Regions from separate parts of the Homo sapiens genome. Here region 1 is linked to region 2. A link is a loop called in an ENCODE intact Hi-C map of the cell type or tissue named here. Cell type or tissue: B cell. All regions are shown on one strand. Each heading gives the region's core, and the rest is flanking DNA. Links, peaks and the distances in the headings are about the cores only.

The links. Peaks named below come from ENCODE experiments on the same cell type or tissue, not always from the same donor. Only the 100,000 strongest peaks of a DNase experiment are listed, where the experiment ranks them.
Region 1: it touches region 2 in a loop (2.0-fold over the local background); 2 of 110 quality-filtered maps call a loop at or near these places.

Annotation. Positions count from the first base shown.
Region 1 is chr4:113,736,973-113,742,313 of GRCh38, forward strand. The region is part of intron 2 of CAMK2D (calcium/calmodulin dependent protein kinase II delta); the gene reads right to left. Among named protein-coding and RNA genes, the nearest start is that of CAMK2D, 22 kb to the right of the region's middle. In B cell, for the core only: no CTCF peak of the experiment used is centred there; a DNase peak (open chromatin) is centred at 2,429; H3K4me3 peaks cover 363 bases; H3K27ac peaks cover 4,185 bases.
Region 2 is chr4:113,639,180-113,644,520 of GRCh38, forward strand. All of the region lies in intron 3 of CAMK2D (calcium/calmodulin dependent protein kinase II delta), which reads right to left. Among named protein-coding and RNA genes, the nearest start is that of CAMK2D, 120 kb to the right of the region's middle. RefSeq lists a silencer at 4,374-4,668. In B cell, for the core only: no CTCF peak of the experiment used is centred there; DNase peaks (open chromatin) are centred at 411 and 2,002; H3K4me3 peaks cover 1,813 bases; H3K27ac peaks cover 4,926 bases.

The DNA.
Region 1 (5,341 bases), core at 200-5,199, 98 kb after region 2:
ATCATGATGTATACTCCAACATCTCTATTTATGTCATAGAATATCAAAAGTAAGCAGTCTACAACATAATAATAGTATTTGGGGGTAAAATGATCTAGCACTTTCCTGTGTACAATAAAGAAATCAAAATTATAAACTTTATCACTGATATACTTTCTTTCTTTTCATTTCATCCAATTAGAATGTTCAATTTAATAATCATATATACCCTTGTAAAGACAAATCTAAAAAATCTTAACTGTTAACAAATGCCAAAAGATAGAAGCAACCTGCATGTCCATCAACAGACGAATGGATAAACTGTTGTATATACATAAAATGAACTATTATTCATTCTTAAAAAGAAATAAAATTCTGACACACACTACAATATGAAAAAACCTTGAAGATATGCAAAGTAAAACAAGTCAGACAGAAAAAGACAAGTAGTGTATGCTTCCACCTACATGAGGTACCCAGAGTAGTCAAATTCACAGAGACAGAGTGCAAGGGTAGTTGCCAGGGACTCGGGGGAGAGAACAGGGAGATACCACTTAATGAATATAGAGTTCTAGTGAAGGAAGACAAAAAACTTCTGGAGATAGATATTGGTGAAAGTTGTACGACGATGTGAATATACTTAATGCCACTAAATTGTACACTTAAAAACAGTTAAAATGGTGGATTTTATGTTACAAATATTTTTCCATAATATAAAAAATCTTTATTAACTGCATCTATCCTTCACTGTCCTTTATATTTTTGTTAAGGCATAATAGCATTTTTATAATGCTTTAGTAATCATTTCATATCATCTGGTTGTGAATCTTTATCTTTAAATATAGCATTTATTTATCATAATAAAATTGGAACTAGATCCAAAACAAAACATCAAGCTCTCTAGTAAATGAGAATATGCATTGGGAAAGAGTGAAGAGCTCTCATCTGGGTCAATGAATTTAGGCAAGGTCTAGAATCACTCATTTTTAATTTTTAATTTGTTCTCTCCATCTGGAAAGCCATAGTCACATGGTAAACATGCGCCTAAGACAATGTGCCTTTCAGGTTCCCTCATTATTTCTCACAACCTCAAAATAGGCTTTTTCAAATCACAATAAGTTAACCAAATTGCGTATGGTCATCTTGCTAATGTTAGAAATCAAAGTTTCCAATTCTCTATAAAAGAAGTGATAAATCACAGCTTTTATACAGCACAACCCCATAAGAATGAGTGAAGAATCTAAATATGTTCTTTGAAAAAAAAAAAAAAACTACTGTGAGAAAAAACTAAGTTAGATGAAATAATAAACTCCTATCTATAAAATCACTATACTTAGTTCTCTGATGGTTCTGCCTAAAGAAGACCTAAATATTATACAAGATGGTCTGTAAATGTTCCCTTCCAATCCATCCTCCACAAATAATGGTTTCATGCAGCTGTTTAAATATACCCATATGAAAACCCACAAGGGAGAAAGAATGTGTGGGAAAGTTAAGCAGTCTCATGTTTCCAGTAGACTTACCAACCTGATTTTTTTTAAATGAAAATAGGATATTGCACAATGAGTGAATGCAAAAAAATATTTTTAATGTGTTATTATCCTCTTTAGTGGACTCTGGCAAAACATAATTCTGGCAAAACATAACTTTTTATGGTTCCTGTATCTCCTTCTTAAGAATCCTGTCTATATATGTATATATCTCCATATACTAAATATATCACTAAAAATATAATGAAATAATATTAGTATATATTCACCATTCAAATATCAAGGGAAATTTTCCCAATATGAACTTTCCCATGTCACTGAAAATTTTGGGGGAAGAGTCAACTGAAAGGCTTTAAAAGGCTATTAATCCAGCCTAGTTTTAAAAATTAATCGAAGCATTTTATGAATGATGTAATATGGGGAACAATATTTACTAACTCACTTGGAAATATACATCAAATTTTAAATATATACAAAAATAAATAACACATCCCAAAAATGGGTTTTTGATTTGTAAAAATAAATATTAACTGTGAATTCAAAGATTCCTTCAAAAAATGCAACTTTCTTTGTTCTTTTCCATTCCTTACTGTTCATAGCACTTAGAACCACAGTGTAAATGGAAATACTTCATAGATGTGTTAATCTTGTTTTGTCAGGCAGATCAAGAAAATACAATGCTGCAAAAGAACTGAAATTCAACATTCAAAATTTCACTGGAAAGAAAGGCAGGGTGTTGCATTATTAGGCTTTCAATGAATCCTAAATGTACTCTTCAATTTAAAAGATTAAAATGGAAACTTCTCACTGACCATCAAACTAACCCCAGGTTTTAGTGAAAGAGAATTTCAATCTACTTCTCCTCAGTCCTCTGCCCACTATCAATCCCCAGCACAGCTTCCTACCCCAAAAGCAAAAGCCTAGCAAATTTTATGCCAGTGTCATAGGCTGTGGGTATCTGCCACAGCCCAGCAAGTAATATGCAAAAACAGGCACTTGCCAACAAAAAAGGAACAGGAAGGGGTGGATCCAATATAAGACTTATAAAACTTTCCACTCAATTAAAAGAAAAATAGCCATCTACATCAATAGTCTAAAAAAAGTCTATGATACAAATAAAGCTCCCAAGCCAAATTCTTTCTAGTAATAATTGACATGAGTAAAGAGATCATTCAATAATAGGTTGATGTTTCTTTGACATGAAATAGATGTTTCTTTCAACTCCAGGCATAGCTAATTTAAAATCATGGTTAAATAAAAACTTTCCTACATGATATAATACTTCTCATTTACAAAGTGAAAATGGTCATAATTTACTTTCTTATTCTGAAACTCAACTTCCATGTCCTGTTTTTTTCAACTTTTATTTTAGATTCAGGGGGTACATGTTCAAGTTTGTTACAAAGATATACTGTGTGATGCTGAGGTTTGGGGTATAATTGAACCCATCACCCAGGTACTAAGCATAGTACCCAATAAGCAGTTTTTTAGCCCTTGACCCCTTCCATCCTCTTCACTCCATTTCTTTTTCACACTTCAAAATATCTAAACTATTCCAAGTGTCTTGGCTATTAATTATATGCACATGTGTTATAATGCAAATTAATCTGTTTAGTAATAATTGAATCCTATACTATAGAGTACTATCTCATAAAATGTTTCCTTTGTATTTCTTGAATGTGTGTATGTACAGCATTTCCTCCATTCCTAGGTATATACCCAAGAAAAATAAAAACTTACGTCTACACAAAAAACTTGGATATAAATGTTCATAGCAGCATTACTCAGAATGGACAAAAGGTAGAAACAATCCAAAAGTCCTTCAGCTGATGAACTGATAAACAAAATGTGGTATACCCATATAATGAAATATTATTTAACAATAAAACATGCTATACTATGGATGCACCTTGAAAGTATTATGCTAAATGAAAGAAGCCAATCAGAAAAAAAAATTGTATGATTCCACTGACATGAAATGTTCAGAATAAAACCTATAGAGACAGAAAATAGATGAGTGGTTGCCTGGGTTTGAGGGAGAGGAGGAGAGGTAAGAATGATGAATCATTGCTAATAGGTAAGGTGTAATAAATCTCACATTTAAGTCAAGACCTGGACTCTTGATTTCCCATTCCAATCTTAGTATACTCTACTTTTCCCCTTCTCAGTTACAGTGCCACCATTAGATAGTTGGTTTGACTAGTAGTCATCTACTATGAGATGACTACTAGATCTAATGTAGATCAATAGTCATGCTTCCTCACTTTCCCTCACACCTCACAACCTTTCCATCAGCAAGTCCTAAATTTCCTCCTCCAAAATCCATCCTTCTCACTATTTCTAATGTCACCTTCACATCTCCCCTAGACTGCAAGAGTCTCCTAACTATAGTAGTCTCCTCTTAATTCAGTTTTGCTTTCTGAGGTTTCAGCTACCTGCAGTCAACCACCATCCAAAACTGTTAAGTGGAAAAATTCTGAAATAAACAATTAATAAATTTTAAATTGGGTGCCATTCTGAGAAGCATGATAAAATCTTGTAACACCTAACTCTGTCCAGCCCAGGATGTGAATCATCCCTTTGTCCAGTGGATCCACATTGTTTATGCTACCTGCCTGTCAGCCATCTTAGTTATCACAGACTGCTGCAGTACCACAGTGCTGTATTCAAGCAACCATTATTTTACTTAGTAATGGCCCCAAAGTGCAAGAGTAGTGATACTGGCAATTGGAATATGCCAAGGAGAAGCCGTTCAGCAAAGGAAACTGTGCTTCCTTTAAGTGCAAAGGTGAAAGTTCTCCCCTTAATAAGGAAATAAAAAATGTATATGCTAAGATCTATGGTAAGAATAAATCTTCTATCCATGAAATTGTGAAGAAGGAGAAAGAAATTCATGCAGTTTTGCTGTCGCACTTCAAACTGCAAAAGTTACATGCACAGAATAACTTTTATTATAGTATATTATTATAATTGTTCTATTTTATTAGTACTTGCTCATCTCTTACTGTGACTAATTTATAAATTAAACTTTATCATATTTATGTATGTATAGGAAAAATACAGTATATATAGTTTTGTGCAATCTGTAGTTTCAGACACCAACTGGGGGTCTTGGAACGTATCCCCCAGAGACAAGGGGAGACTACTATAGTCTTGCTTTCACTCACACTTCCTTACAATGTATTCTCCACATGGCAGCCAGAGAGATATTTTTTAAAACAAAATCCTATCACATTACTTCCCTGCTTCACATCCTTAAACGGCTTATCAATGCATTTAAAATAAGATCCAAATTCCTTAACTTGGCTAAAAGACTCTACACAATCCATCCCCTGCCTACCTCCCAACATCATCATGTACTTCTCTCCTTGCTAATTACACTCCAGCCACATTGACTTTCTTTCTACTCCTGTGCAAGCTCACTGTCACCTTGGTCCTTTGGCCTGGAATGTTCTTTCTTCGTATTTTCTCACGGTTTGCTTCTTTTCATCGTTAATGCCTCAGCTCAAATGCTTCTTCCTCAGCTCTATCTAAAGTAACTCCAATGAGGTCATTATCTAATTTATAGCCCTGCTATATTTTCTTCATAGCACTGCATGGTACTTATCTATCCAAATGCCTTTTCCCATGTCTCTCATCTTAACTCTCTTCACCAACCTACCCCCTGAATCAAGAACTGTGCCTACACACAGCAGTTGCTCAATAAATATTTGTTAAATAGATGAGTAAATGAATGAACAAATAATGATGACTGATATAATGAGGGCAATATAAGACATGAGAGACCTTGGGAACCAGAGAAACAAAGTCCAAGAGTTACAAAAGTTTCAGCATAAAAAATATCAAACTTTTCCTTATTAGATAAAAGCTAA
Region 2 (5,341 bases), core at 126-5,125:
TACACTGAGCTATGATCTCTTCACTGCACTCCAGCCTGGGCAATAGAGAAAAATCCTGTCTCTTAAGGACAAAAATAAAAAGAAGGAAAAAGAAAAAAAATGCATAGTAAATTGTGAAAGCAGTGGATATGAATAGGCAAGATTATTATACCATACTCTGTGCTGGATCTAATGACAATTTGTTTGCTAGGCCCTGAAGATAAAAAGTGAATGAGGTCCCTAAGGCCAAATGGCTTTTTGTGGGGGGAATAAGGATATGTAAATAAGTAATGTGGTACCAGAGCCACTACTAGCCTGCATAGGGCCACTGTGCAAATCAGAAAAAGGAAGCCCTGCACCAGCGCTGACTCACTCCTTCAGCCAGGCACCTTTGTACACTACAACACCCACCCTAGAATACCAATTAGGGGCATCAGGGAAGGCTGGGGGGTGATGCCAAAGATGAGGCCTAAACAGAAAGGAGGAGTTCAGCCAGACAAAGTGGGAGGGAGAAGAAGAGCGTCTCCCACCAAGAGAATGTAAGTGGAAAAGTACCAAGAGAAGATGGAAAAATAAGAAATTACAGTTTTGGGGAGGGAGTCTGTATGGCTGGAGAGTAGCAAACAAATAGGGGAACTCAAAATATAAAGGACTTTGCAATGTCAGGATTTTAGAATTTAGCCTGATAAATTAGGGAGCCATGGGAGGATTTTGAGGAGAGTGACAGATCCGAGTTGCATTTTTAAAAAACCCCATTCTTCATAGCAAAGGGAAGAATTCAGAAGAGGGAAGGCTTATTAAAGCATGTGGGTTAGGGGGAGGGGATAGATTTAAAAGCCACTGAGAAAGTTGAAGGGAGAACTGCTAAGTGCTTATATAAGTTGGCAAGGGAAGGAGAGGTAGAGAGGATGACACCAGATTTCTAGCTTGGGCAAGGCTTATAGCAGGGAACACAAGCAGAGAAGCAGGTCTGGGTGGGAGCTGAGTGGGGCAAGGGTGGAAAACAAGTTCCATTTTATGCACAGTATGATTACCAAAGTACCAGAATAGCATCCAAGTGAATATTCCACTAGCTAGTAGGAAACGTGTCTGGAGAGAAACGTTAAAACCTCTAAAATAGATTTGGGAGTTACTAATATATGAATGAAATGCCCTGCGTAGATTTAAGAGGTAGGCAGAAGGGGAATTCACGAAGGAGATTAGGAATGAATGGTTGGAGATAAAGAAGAAATCTAGAAAATACTTATGTTACAAAAGCCAAAGGAGGTAACTCATATGGTTTCCTGGGCCATATTGTTTCCTTACGTACAAGACAGACTCAATCCCCATCCTCAGAGAGCTTACTATCTATCAGAAAAGTTAGATGATTAGGTAAATAGTCCTAACAAAACCTAATCAGTATTGTAATGGGGAAGGTATGGAGCATTCAACTATAGAGAGACATCAAGTAAGACCAGAACAAGAAGGTTCCACTGGACTTAGTAATAAGGAGGTGGTGATAATCACTATGAGAGCAATTTCTTAGGAACACATAGAAGAAGCCTGAAAGCAGACGCTTAGAAAATAAATGTGCATTAAGGAAATGACAATAGAGTGCTTCTCTTTCAGAAACTGTTCAACAAGAAAGGAATGAGGGGAAAATTACTTACATAGCTAATTGTCTGTTGACAACTTTTATAAGGTAGAAGGATAATTACCTGGCATCATCCATAGACAGACTCATTTTAACTTTCATAATTTGGAGACAACATTGTTCCTTCCTTTCTAAATCTTATCCTTTCAGATTCTTAAATGTGTTCAATGCTCTGTAGAAAACATTCCACAGACAATATGAGCCTCTCTCTTTATATCTCTAATTTGGGCACTTAATTACATGCTTCTTTGAACTGCTGAGTATTTTCATGTGTAAATGTCCTAACTTCTCTTACAGGAAGAAAGCCCCTTACAAGTCAACAGTGTTTGGTATCATGTTGTTCACCTTCTAGTGCTTTATTTAAATAAAAAGTAATACAGCTGCACAGAGAGCTTTCACAGCTTTGAGCAGATGAGGAAGTGAAGAACAGAAGGCTTGTAGAGTAGAAACATGAACTTTGGAATCAAACAAATGTATTTGAATCCTGGTTCCACCCTTCATAAACTAAGCAACCCCAGTCAAATTAATATATCTATTTGAGACTGAACTTTTTCACTGTACAGAGCACATAGTAAAGGCTCGATATTTACTGAACTAAATTAAAAACACTTGATATAATATTTATATCTGCAGAGTAGTTGAGAAAATTAAATAAGATAATTATGTTAAGTGTTTAGATACAATATGTTTCAGATTGACACTATCTAAGGATCTTTCTTTCTTGCAGATTTCATTCTCTAGACCTGTTACGAAAGTGATAAAGAGGACAGGGAGCCTAGAGAGCTACAGAGTTTAATAGAAAGTTCCTGGCTCAAAGCTTTACTGGGAATTTAGTTTTCTAAAACATTATCACTAGCACAACGTTTTTTATAAATTGTGGCTTTGAAAACCTGTATCACAATCACCTGGGTGCTTGATTTAAAAAATAATAAGTTGCCGGGCATGGTGGCTCATGCCTGTAATCCCAGCACTTTAGGAGGCCGAGGTGGGTGGATCATCTGAGGTCGGGAGTTCAAGACCAGCCTGACCAACATGGAGAAACCCCGTGTCTCTACCAAAAATACAAAATTAGCCAGGCATGGTGGCACATTCCTGTAATCCCAGCTACTCAGGAAGGCTGAGGCAGGAGAATCACTTGAACCCGGGAGGTGGAGGTTGCGGTGAGTCAAGATCATGCCACTGCACTCCAGCCTGGGCAACAAGAGCGAAACTCAGTCTAAAAAAATTTAAAAATAATAAAAAATAATAAACAATAAATAAATAAAACAAGCAAACAAAAAATTAAAAAGTGGTAGATTCCTAGAGCCCGCTCCAGATCAATTTGTAATGCTGAAGCTCAAGAATCTGCCATTTTATCAAGGGAATCTAACATATAAGAATGCTTCAGAACCACCCTCTAAAAGTCAAACTCACCCCAAATGTATTTTGCCAGTTACTGTGCTCCAAAAACAGGAAACAAGATTAGTTTTCAGACTTCCCTGGATATAGGAATTATTTATTATGATTTCCATTCAGGATGGGCTCTGCAGAGTCATTTCTATCTCAAGGAAGCTATAAGTTATAATCTTAGTAAAGTGAAAAATTGAGGGACAGGTAGGAGGATTCCAGAACTACTCCCTTCCAGGGTTGGAGAAAATCAAGGCATATCTGAACACTACCAGAATGTCCACTCACCTCCATTCCCTGTCTCCCACATTCCTCACACATACAAGTGTCATCAGAAGTGGACAGATGGACATGCTAAGGCTGAATTAAACCCAAACTGATACCAACTTAGCAGCGGAGTGAAGCTATTTATCCCTCCTCCCTTTTTTGGGCAACAATAGCCATCTAGGCTAAAGGCTTATTTTCTTTTCCATAAAGAGATGGCAAAAGCATACTTCTCCTCTGATAAGGCTGTCTGTGGAAGCTGGTTAGAACAAGGGACATTCTTTTTTTCTTTTTCTTTTTTTTTTTTCAAGATGGAGTCGCGCTCTGCTAGAAAGGCACCAACTGCCCACCAGGGCAAGGGCAAAGCCTTCATGATCCAAAGCCTCCCATTAGGCCCCCTCTCATACAGTTTCTACCCTACACCTTGCTGCACTGGAAATTATGGTTGCAATAAGAGTTTGGGCAGGGTCAAGTTACATCCAAACCATAGCAGAGACCATGCTAAACTATATCTATAAAATAAAAGAAAGATACTACAATTTAAAATGAAAAGCTAGAAAAAGGGAACATCTGAACAGTATTACCAAATCATTTACAAATAGATATGTAACAAAAGAAGAGCAGAAACTATCTGTGTCCTATAAATCAAGATTAGAAATTAAACAATCAAAATACCAAATGTTTTAATCCACAAAACTGAAAGTCTTTCCTGGAAGACAAGTGACATTACATTTCTTCAATCTATATTCATTCAAATATATGCTAAAAGTATTATATTTCAATAGAAAGGGATAATTCTGTCTTCCAAGATATAAGATACAAACATGATAAAAAAGTTTTTAAAAAAAGTCCAACAAGGGCAGAAGCACTAGTGTAGAGAGTTGGGAGGATAAAAGGGCAAAGCCAGAGGCAAGTATGATAGGTTCAGATCAGAAACAGGGCTGTCTATGAAGTCATACCTGGGTGCTCATGCACCCAAATTTAAAGTGTGTAGAACAAATAGTCCAGGGCCCAATAAAAGCAAGTCAAAAAACAAGAGCTAAGCCAGCTGTATCAATCACCAGTCATAAGAACAGGGTCCGGACTGTGTTCATCATTTTTGGAGGTCAGGGAATTCTGATAAGCTGCTGACAGAAAGTAAGAATTGTTCTCTATTTTGGCAGCTCACAGTCTACATCTATGTACAAAAGTAAGTGAATGAGAGTAGGTCAGTATCTCCCACGCTTAGCAGCGGAAACCATCAGACTTTCCTCCCACCGACCATCTTGATAATCTGCTGGATTTGGCTCTTTGCCTTGATTCCAAGTGCTTATTTCCCTTTCCAGGGGAAATTTAAATTATATCTGATAAGGGCCAACAAGTTCAGAGTTGTATCACCCTCTCTGAGTAATATCAGACTACTCCTCAGTGTCATGTTAAACTCAAATTAAACTGGACAGAGTATTTATGGGGACCCAGGCCAGCTTTACAAGTGAAAAATAGGCCCAAAGAATAAAGTAATTCTCTTCATGAGATATTTGCAAATCAAGGTGAATACAATATGCTTTTCTGTACTCTGAAAAATGGTCTTATATTACATCAAATTATGTCATTCTAGTTTATACCTATTATTGTCAGAAGAAGTTTGTGTAATTAAGAAAGGCAAGCTCACAACTGAAGTGATTCTAACTTTGACTTCATAAGACGTGCAGACCCTGGTATACTCAGGGTGTTTTGAGAAAGATGGGGAAACAGATGGGTTCAAAAAGAAAAAGACCTCAATAAAATCAGAAGAAACAGAAAAAATAATATCTTGTCAGATTCTTGGCTTAGATGGTTACAAATCTGCCAAATGAAGACAAAGCTGACCTATATCATAAATGGGACAAAAGTTTAAAAGTAAGAGCAAAAGTCAGGAGTCAAAATTATTCTAGAAGCAGCACTTGTGTGTAAATTCAAAGGTAATCTGAAATAGATCATCAGTTCCCAAGGAAAATGAATAAAGGGAAGCCTTGAGTAGTCTCAGCTTAAGTCTAAAATTCATAGGTTACCTAGGTGTGGTGGTTGGCAGATGAAGGCACCAAGAGGTAGGCAGCTATT